Regions from separate parts of the Mus musculus genome. Here region 2 is linked to region 1. Evidence: chromatin loops called from intact Hi-C (ENCODE). Cell type or tissue: heart. All regions are shown on one strand.

What was found. Hi-C counts contacts between places; a loop is a spot of excess contacts. Peaks named below come from ENCODE experiments on the same cell type or tissue, not always from the same donor. Only the 100,000 strongest peaks of a DNase experiment are listed, where the experiment ranks them.
Region 2: it touches region 1 in a loop (2.0-fold over the local background); 5 of 42 quality-filtered maps call a loop at or near these places.

The regions. Positions count from the first base shown.
Region 1 is chr19:60,887,079-60,892,078 of GRCm38, forward strand. It overlaps Grk5 (G protein-coupled receptor kinase 5), which reads left to right and starts at 2,671. Exons shown (of 16, transcript NM_018869.3): 1 at 2,671-3,553. The coding sequence starts at 3,502. In heart, a CTCF peak has its summit at 2,647; DNase peaks (open chromatin) are centred at 2,213, 2,653 and 3,093; H3K4me3 peaks cover 3,073 bases; H3K27ac peaks cover 3,372 bases.
Region 2 is chr19:61,224,862-61,229,861 of GRCm38, forward strand. Csf2ra (colony stimulating factor 2 receptor, alpha, low-affinity (granulocyte-macrophage)) reads right to left here and starts at 3,557. Exons shown (of 12, transcript NM_009970.2): 1 at 3,478-3,557; 2 at 2,411-2,504; 3 at 2,169-2,323; 4 at 1,945-2,065; 5 at 1,664-1,793; 6 at 1,354-1,523; 7 at 1,067-1,194; 8 at 931-960; 9 at 662-791; 10 at 463-559; 11 at 272-353; 12 at 1-172. The coding sequence starts at 2,504. The coding sequence ends at 143. In heart, no CTCF peak of the experiment used is centred here; DNase peaks (open chromatin) are centred at 1,350, 2,270, 2,850, 3,360 and 1 weaker place; H3K4me3 peaks cover 3,409 bases; H3K27ac peaks cover 3,392 bases.

The DNA.
Region 1 (5,000 bases):
TATAAACACTCTGACCCAACAGCTTTTATCCATGGGAGATAGAGGTGCCTCTGGAAGAGACCCTGGTTTTTTGTTTGTTTGTTTTTTCCTTTTCCTTTTTAGCTTTGAGGATCCAGTGTGTAGCTTGTCAGCTTTTGTCTTTCTCATTATTGCATACTCACAGGATCCTCATTTTGATTTCCATACTTGCTCTCAGTTGGCTGTCAACAATTCCCTAATTAGTTATTGATACTTAATTGATGACTCTTCCTCAAAACAAACTCATTTTTCACAGGGGACCGTGAATTATTATTGTAGCTAATTGAAAAGAATGAAATGATCACAGTGGAATTATGGATGGAAATAGAAAATGCCCTAAAATCTTAACCATTTAGTCAACTGTCTGCTTTTCCTTACAAGTTCACTGTGGCAACAAAACAAAATTTCAGAACCATGGCATCCAATCTGTACCAGGCAGAGATCAGTGAATGAACTCTCTGATCTATCTGCCAGGCTCAAATCCTAGGATTTATTTATTTATAGACAGGGTTTCTCTGTGTAGCCCTGGTTGTCCTGGAACTCACTCTGTAGACCAGGCTGGCCTTGAAGTCAGAGGTCTTCCTGCCTCTGCCTCCCAAGCACTGGGACTAAAGGTATGCATCTCCATTGCTAGGACTTTTACTTACTAGTGTGTAACCCCAGGAAAATAATAAAACCTCTTCTTATCTACAAAATACAGCTATATTTCCTATCTCATCCGGACGTTGTGTTCAAGTTGATAATCCATGTCAAACAGCACAGGCCTGGTTCCCCACTGGGGTTGAATAAATGCTATCATTGTTCCATTCTTGCACTGGAATGTCCTAATTTCCTCAGAGAGGCACAGATAACTTGACCTACAACCATTTATTTTGTAGGAAAGATGTATCACCCTGTAGTGGAGAGAGAACTGTTCAAGCTAAGACCCACTTGCTGTATCTGTTGGGCCTTATTCTGGATCTGCATATCTCTGTAAAATGGAGAAAGGCAGGCCTTTACAGAGAGGCAAACAAGCATGCTTCTATCTACCAGAGAGGAAAACTACTGCTGACTCGGGTTGGGGCTGGATATTAGAAAATAGAGTGGTATGAGTTACAGTCAACAGAGCTTTGCTACTCAAGAGGGTGGTGTGTTTCCTCACAGAAATTTCAGGATCTGCCCTAGATCTACATCTGCATTTTAATCAGAATCTGCATTGTTAAAAATCTTTAGGACTGGTAAACACAGGAAGTTTGTAACCAGGTCAAACTTAATCATTAAAAAAAATGTTATGGAACTCCAACAGTGGTGTCCCAGCACTTGGGAGGCAGACACAGGCAGATCTCTTTGAGTTTGAGGCCAGTTTCATCCACAGAGCTAGTTCCAGGACAGCAAGGGCTACACAAGGAAATTTTATCAAAAAAGGAAACAAAACAAAAATGTTTTGGAGATGAAATATTATGGCTTAGTGTTTAACAGCACTCACTGCTCTTACAGAGGACCCAGGCAGCAGAATCAGGAACTATAGGCCAGCCTGGGTTTTATGAATCCCTGTTTCAAAAAAAAAAAAAAAGTGGGAAAAAATGGTGAAAAAAGTCAATAAACGGGCTGGAGAGATGGCTCAGTGGTTAAGAGCACTGACTGCTCTTCTGAAGGTCCTGAATTCAAGTCCCAGCAACCACATGGTGGCTCACAACCATCCATAAGGAGATGAGATGTGACACCCTCTTCTGATGTGTCTGAAGACAGCTAAAGTGTACTTACATATAACTTTCTTTTTGAGAGAGATTCCTTCATCACACGTTGGGGCTCTGGGAATGAGAGTCTGTAGTAAAGTCTAAGTTTAGATTGCTTAGAACAGTAGTAATTCCTGTGCTGTCAGGTGCTCAAGTTGTTTGCTCAACTCTCTGTCTTCTGACAAGCAAACTTAACTCTTCTTGTAGACAAGTGAGGCCCACTGATCCAAGTCCAGACACTAGGCAAGTGGTGGTGGCAGATATACCCACTAGGAAAAAGACTATCACTAACTGTTAGAACCAGCACTAGTCTGGTAACCACACTTAAAACACCATTAGCTCCAATGCTTAATGACTGTTTTCCATTTCTCTAGGCCCCTCCCTATTTCCTGGCTGCTCTGGGGACAGCCGGCTTTTCCTTCTCTTGGACACAGAAGCCTCAGACTAGTTTCAGAACGGATATCCGGCCCGAAAGGCCCAGAGGAGGCAAAGGCCTCATTGTTCCCTGGGACCTGGCAGCCCCGCCCCCAGCTCTTAGGACTCTCCTCGAAAGACTCCAGGTGACCGGACAGCTAATTTCCCAGCATTAGAAGTTTTGGGGAAAGAGGAGCTGGGACCAGATCTGGAGTCCGAGGTTCTGAAAGTGTAAGGAGCCAAGTGCTCCAAGATAAACAAGCCTGGAATTTGAATGCCTTTTCATGCTGGCTTGGCTTGTTACTCATCAACATTTCCACAGAAGATTCGATTTCTTATGTGTTTTTAGTAATTCGACTACAATATGTTTGGTTATAATGAAAATCTTGGGGTTTTGGGCTCCCGGGCTTGCAAAGTGAAGCTGCTCTGTGCGTGGGGATCCCGAGAGTCCCAGGCGCCTGCCTTCTGGTTCCCATAGACGCGCCGTCGCCAGGGGGCGCGCATACTTCGTGCCTAGAGATCAGCGGCCGCCAGGTCGCCCCGGGCTGGCCGAACCCCTTGCTGCCCGGAAACAAAGTGCACCTTTGTCAGAGACCTGGCGCGTGTGAGCGGCAGACGGCGGGCCGCGCGGAACCCCAGGAGCGCGCCTTCGCTCGGGTCTCAGCTCACTCCTGGGCCTCCCACAGCAGCGTTCTGCCGCCTTGGCTTGTGCTTTCCGCTTTCTCGGATCTTGGCGGGACAGGAAAGGGACTCTGCGCTCCAGGAGTGGGGGTTTCGTTTTGGCTGAGTCGTTTTTGACTCCTGCCGGCGAGGCTGGGCCGCCTGGGCTCAGCGCCATACCGGCAGCAGTCCTGCTCCACAGTCCCGGTGCAATAGAGCCCTCGCCCCGTCAGACGCGGGACTACAATTCCCAGCACTCCTCGCGTTCAGAGCGCGCGGTGGGAGTTGCCTCCGGGCAGACGCCTGCGCGCTGCAGCGGCTCGAGCCTGGAGTACCACACCCCCGGGAGGGGAACGAGGGGAGGCTGAAGCATCCGAAGCATTAAAGCATCCGAGGGAGCCGGAGGGGAGGAGAATGGAGTGACAGAGACGCGCGGAGGGTGGGGGGTGGGGGGGAAAGTGTTGAGGGAGGGGGGAGGGGGGACACAGAGGGAGGAAGAAGCGGCGGCGGCGTCTCTTCGGTGCAGAGGGGGAAACTCCGCGGGCTCCGAGAAAGAATAATGCGGTAGCAGGCAGGCTGCTTGCTCTGGGGTTTGGCAGCAGCGGCGGCAGCTCGAGCAGTGGCAGCGGCAGCGGCATCACCCCAGACGCTGACAGCACAGCCGGCCGGCTCCCTCGCTGACTGCCGACTGTCAATGGAGCTGGAAAACATCGTGGCCAACACGGTCTTGCTGAAAGCCCGGGAAGGTAAGCTCGGGTGGTCCGGTGCGTGCACGGCGCGTTTGCCGCGGGCCGGGGTGCGGGTGTCGGGTGACAAGCGGGCGTGCAGGATGCTCACAGTGAGTTGGTGCGAGTGGTACAGCTTGGAGATCTGTCTGCAAATATTGAGAGACTTCTGAGCCTTGGGCTCAGAAGATAGGGACCGGGGCAAAGACAGTTGCAGGGACGAGTTAAGATGCTAAAATATCCTCTAGTTTCCAACTGAACCTTAGAAATCGTTCGATCTCCGCAGCTGTTGAAAGGGCAGTTGGAAAAGCATTCTTTTAGGAGATAGAAGCAAGAAAACGTGCCAATAAAACAGTCTTTAGAGTTGGCCCGGGATGGTTTTAAGAATGTGAAAAAACTCTCTCCTCTCTCTCTTTCTCCTCTCTCCTCTGTCTCTTCTCTTTCTCCTCTCCTCTGTTTCTTCTCTTCCAATCCTCTTCTCTCTCTCTCTCTCTCTCTCTCTCTCTCTCTCTCTCTCTCTCTCTCTCTCTCTCTCTCTCTCTCTCTCTCTCTCTCGTGTATGTGTGTGTGTGTGTGTGTGTGTGTGTGTGTGTGTGTGTGTTGTGGGATTGGAATTAGCAAAAACCAAGTCTTTGCTTGCGCAGGCTGAGTTGATAAAGACTATTGGTGGAAATCATCCTCTGGGAAATTTTCTTAGGGAAATCCCGTCGTTGTGTGGAAGGAAGCCTTTTAAAGGCAAAGTAAGATGTTGAGGAATTAGCCAGTTTATAGAATAATGAAAGGGCGGCTTTACAAGTCACTGAGAAAATAATTTAAATTTTTTTAGGGTGGATTGTTGTTATTAACCACCCCAGCTCCCACCCTGAGGTAGATAAGGCTTAGTTATAGACAAGTGTGCTGCTGTGTTTTGTATGCATCTCACTAAATTTCTGCATTTAGCTGTCAGGAATAGGTAAGATCCTTAGTAATACCCAGTACCAGGCATTTTGATTTTTGATTTTTGATTTGAAAAAGTATTTGGGGTGACAGAAACTTCGATGTCCAAAAAGGTTTGTGTTACATGAATGTAAACATACATATTTAGGAAAACTTGGAATTTATGTAACATCGCATTTGCCAAGATTTGGATTCTGGTGTGCAACCATTCTATAAGAAGGGGGAGGGTTTGTTGTTGTTGTTGTTGTTTTCCTGTCCTGGGAGAAAATTGTATTTGATATCCAGGGCAGACAGAGTAAGTTTTTTCCCTTCAGAAGGATTCTCTGCAAGTAGCCCGGGAAAATGCCATCCCTACTTCATAATGTTTTCATTCAGCCACTTTGATGAATGAAGGAAGATTTTCTGGCCAGCAATAAAACAACTCATGTTTATCCAGCCCATTCCACCACCTTGTGGCTCAGTACATGGTGTGTGGTGGTATACAACCCACCTTGTGCTATATTTCAGCAACTCATCTTGACACTTTGAGGTC
Region 2 (5,000 bases), 340 kb after region 1:
TGAACAGGGCAACAGGGGTCCAGTCACACCAGACGTGGGGGTGGGGAGCGGTCACGATGACGTCTATCAGCATCGCTTCATGACATCAGTTGATGTCATGAAGTTTAAGTCCTTCCTGTCAGTCACGTTGGGGGCGGGACGTCTAGGGCTGCAGGAGGTCCTTCCTGAGGGTCTGGGGGGGGGGGGTGGACGGGGGTCAGAGGTCACGCCTTGGGTTACAGGGGACAAGCCTCGCGCCCCACCCCCACCACGAGCGCTTGTGACTTTTGACCTCAGGGTTCACTCGCACGTCGTCGGACACCTTGTCCCTGATCCCTGGGATGGGCGGGAAGAGTCGGCGCGTCACCTCGAACCTGAGGGAGAGGGCAGGGCAGGGCAGGGCAGAGTTCACAGTGGCCATCCCCCTGCCTCACTCTCTCCATCCCGGCCATCCCCCTGCCTCAGCCCCCGCCGTCGCCCCACCTCCTGCACGTCACTCCGAGCGCCAGCGCGCACAGTAGGACTGCGCAGGCTGTCACTGCATACAGGAGCGCACCGGGCACTCGCGTGTCCTCAGCCTCTGTGGGGTGGGAGGGAGAGGTCAGGGGACCGGAAGTAGCGCGTTCGCAGTGGACGCGGAGGGCGGGTCTCCCGGGGAGTGGGCGGGGCCTCCACACATCACCGAGAGGATGGGCGGGACTCCATTCGCCCCAGTGCTTCATCCTCGTGTCGCCCGCGCGCACCTTGACCTTGTGACCTCCGTGGGGGGCGGGGCTGGGGAAGGCGAGGCGGGTCTCCTCCACGACGAGCACCTGGGGGGTGGGGCCGGAAGTACGAAACCTGTCCCAGTGAGTCCGCGACTACGCCCACCCACACCCAAGCCCATCCCCCTGCCTCAGGTCCTCTCCATCCCCGCCATCCAGGTCATGCCCCTGCATCAGCTCAGGTCACCTTCCGGGGTGTGCTTCCTGGCTCTGCGCTCTGCGGGAGGGATGGGGGCGTGGCTGAGCATTTGGGAGCGTGGCCAGCGAGCCCTTGGCCTCCGCCCCTCCTTCAGGCCCCGCCAACTTGGAGAGGCCCCGCCCACCTGCCACTGGACCTCAAACTGGAAGTCCCGGGCCGTCAAGGATGCCCAGGTCGAGGGCGGGGCCCACGAGACGGTGCAGTGGGAAGAGTTACAGGACGCGGTGACGTCACGTGGGGGACCGAGTCGCTCTGTAAGGGCGGGAAGCGTGGCCGGGGCTGTCACTCACAATTCCCGCCTCATGCTTGCCAATCATGCTCACAAGCCCCGCCCACAAACGTCACTCAACCTCATGCCCGCATGCCAATCAGGCTCACAAGCCCCGCCCCCGCTCACAAGTCCAACCCCACCGAGCGCCTTCGTAGCCACCACGTCGTCCAGGAACCGCACTGGCCCCGCACCGCTCCGACCGGTCACGACCAAGTAGGCCTCACTCCCCAGCAGTGACAAGTCGTTCGCAATGCACTGTGTGATGACGTCATCCCCGGGGTCGGCCATGCATCGCGCCACGTCGTGACCCCTGGAGAGAGGCGGGGCGGGGTCAGAGGGCCAGCGATGACGTCATAGCGGGTTCAGGGCTCACGTCACCGGCGACGTGATGACGTGATTGGCCAACCACACCCACGATGCATGAGGGCCCCGCCTGAGGTCACTGCTCACGTGGAGTTGAGGACTCGCAGCGAGTACCGGACGTCCGCGGGCGCCGCTGGCCCCTCCCGCCACGCGCAGGAAAGGAAGCGCGCGGCTCGGATCTCGCAGGTCAGGTTCTCCGCCCCCGAGCCCGCCGCGCCTGACAAGATGGCCGCCGTGAGCCCGACCGGAAGTCGCCAGGCGTCGTCGCTGGTTGCTGGCGATGACGACGCCGGTTGCCGGCGGTGACGTCATCGCTTGCCGGCGTTCGCGAGCGATGACGTCACCGGGACGCTCCCGGCCCTGCCCACCTTCGTTGACGAAGCTCAGCCTCCAGTGCGCGGCCGCGCCCCCGACCGTGCCATTGACATCCAGCGTGACACCGTGGTGCAGCGCCATCATCCTCCTGAACCAGCAGCGGCAACCGAAGGGCTGCGGGGGGGACAGGGAGTGGGAGGGTGGGGGAGCGCATTGGGGTCACGACCGGAAGTGACATCATTGCGGGACAAGGCCCTCTCTCCCTACCCCCACGTACCGAGACTCGCCGGTGTATCCCCGCCTCCCGCGAGGTCACGGTGCATGACGTCACCGTGACGTTCCCCGCGGCGGTGTCGCAGGCCCAGGTCAGCGTCCGAGTCCAGGGGTCGAAGGTCAGGTTGAGGGCGGAGCCGGCGTCCGGTGTGGTCGGAGCTGGAAGGGGGAGGAGGGTGAGGTGGCTCTGTTGGACGCGGCCCCGCCCACCGTGACTTCCGACCCCGCCCACCTAGCGTCACTAACCCAGAAGGGCCTGAGTTCCCGGAAGCAGTAGCGTGGAGAAGAGCAGGGCGAGCTGAGCCAGGGGGGTGATGTTCATGGCATGTGATGACGTCATCTGTCAGTCAGATGAGTGGGCAGAGCCGAGGTGTTATCCTGTCTGGCGCACTAGGGTGGGCGGGGCATTCTCTGGCCCCGTCCCACCCACTCACTACAGCATGATTTGTGGTGGGTACAGAGGCTGGGCTCTGCCATCTGAGCCATGCCCCTGTCTCAGCTCCTCTCTTGGTGACGTTATCCTATTGATTCCCCGTGAATCTTTGCTTATATGTGGACCCGCTTTGTCCGCGCGGTGGGGAGGCGGTCGAGGGGATCGGGGGTCGCCCTGCCTGCCTGTGGCCTGACTGTGTGTAGGTCAGACCCTTTCCCCCTCACGCTCCACCGCCGCCTGGACCCGCCTTTCCCCAACCCCGCCGTGCTCCAAGCTCAGCTGCAGCCACTTCCTTTTCTCCAGTCCCCACTTCCTGTCGGGCCAAGGACGCTCGCTCGCGGGGAGTGGGGAGGGCGGGGGCGGCGTCCGCGGGGTCTCCGCAGTCGGGCTTAGGGGCGATCCGCAACTCCCCGCTTCCCCCACCCCCCACCCCCGCCCCGGGCTTTGGAGGAAACGCACTTGAAGCCATCCCCCTGCCTCAACTCCACCATCTCCAGACCCCTGACTCCTGGAGGTGAACCACATCTCCTGACCCCAGTACTACACAGAGGTCAGAGGTTGCGGGGGATTGGCAGGCGGAGGCCACGCCCCCCAACTCCGGCTTCTAAGCCCCCCTTGGCCTCTGTTACCTCTGACCCCACCCCAAACCATCCCCAGGGCTCAGACCCACGGGTGGTGGGGACCTTGTACCCGAGACCCAGGGCACACACAGTAGGTCTGCATGTCCCACTGCCCCCCCCTTCCGGTCTCTCCGTCCCCTAGCCCCATCGTTTTCTAAACCCCAGGGTGTGCTGGGCACACAGTAGGGCCAGGTGGGAGGGGCTTCTGGGTGACGTCATGTCAGGCAGGGTGAGGTGGAAAGGGGTGGAGGGGCTCTGACCTGAGACAGGGGGCTTCCTGCGATGGATGGTGAGGCCTGGGCGCAGCGTCTGTGTCCGTCCGTCTGTCCGTCTGTCTCCCGCTTCCTCTTCCTCATCTGCAGGTTGGGAAACCTAGAGGGGAAGGAACAAGGCAGGCAGGGGTGGGTGGCTGGGTGGGGCCCGGTGACGTCACCGGGGGCGGGGTCCGAGTGTCCCGTGCAGGCAGCATGATGTCAAATGCGCACAGTAAGTATACGCGCCAGGCGGTTGGCCCGCTGTGTGACGCCATGCAACCTCGTGCAGTGGGGCAGCACACCGGGACGTGAGCCTACTGTGTGGCTGTTCGGGCGCGTCACACTGCCACGCACACAGCCTGGCTACACACGGTGTGACGTCAGTCACTGCATCTGACCCCTTGTGGACACAGTGTGACCACTCAGCACAGTGTGACATCACCGACAGTCTTACCCTGATGCACACAGTGTGACCACACATGTGAGCACGCGCTTACACAGTGGGAAGACTCTGACATGCAAAGTCTTGATCCTGTTGATCATATTGATAAGGGTTAGGTTCAACAGGTGATCCTTAGGTTCACATCTCCTTGCGTCATCGTTAATTTCCAAATTGGGGAAAACCAAATCTGGATGAAACGGACAATTTTCTACACAGCACAGGCACCACAGTTAAAATCACGGAAGCCACCTAACGGTCCCAGGACCCAGAACCCAGAGACAGCTGTGAAGTCTCCCACCCAAGACAGCCCAGGGTCAGGCGGGCCTGGTGGATGCTTCCACCCAGCTCATTCTGTGAAGCCACACACACACACACACTGCGCGGAGATGGACGTTTCTGTAAAATCAGGAACTCGTCACAATTTCTGTCCACAGAGGACTCATGAGAGATTTTCTGTCGTGTTTAATGTTCCAAACAGATTTTAAAAACTGGTAGAGTGTGTATTAATGTCTGCTTCCGAAGATGTCATGTACATTTAAGAGGCATTTAAACTATTATGAATTATTTTAATGACTTTAAAAATATCAATACTGAGTTGTATGTTTTAAGATAAATTTTATTAGTTTTAAAAACCTACATGGTATTGTGGGGAATTGCAGGCTGGTCTCCAGTCGATCTGAGGTCTGAACCCCGATAGTCATAATTCACCCTCATGACACGGTAGGCATTCCCTCATGCTCCTTACCACCTCCCACAGCCCCAAGAGAAGCATGGTCAATCTGACCTTCAGGCTAAACTCCTCCCCAGTTACCTAGCAACAGGGAAGACCATAAAAAGGGGTGCTTAGCCCCCACCTCGCTCTCTTACTCCTTTGTCCTCTCACCTCTCACTTCTCTCACTTCTCTCCTCTTCCCTTTCTCTTTGTCTTCTTCTTTCCTCTCCTCTCTCCTTCTTTCTCTTTCTCTCTAGCCTTTCCTCCCTCCCCCCTCTCCTCTCTCTTCTACCTTCTCTCTTTCCCCTGAATTTCTATAATAAAGCTCTTAAACCATAGAGTCTCTGCTCTGCTCCATCAAGGCCCACTGCACAC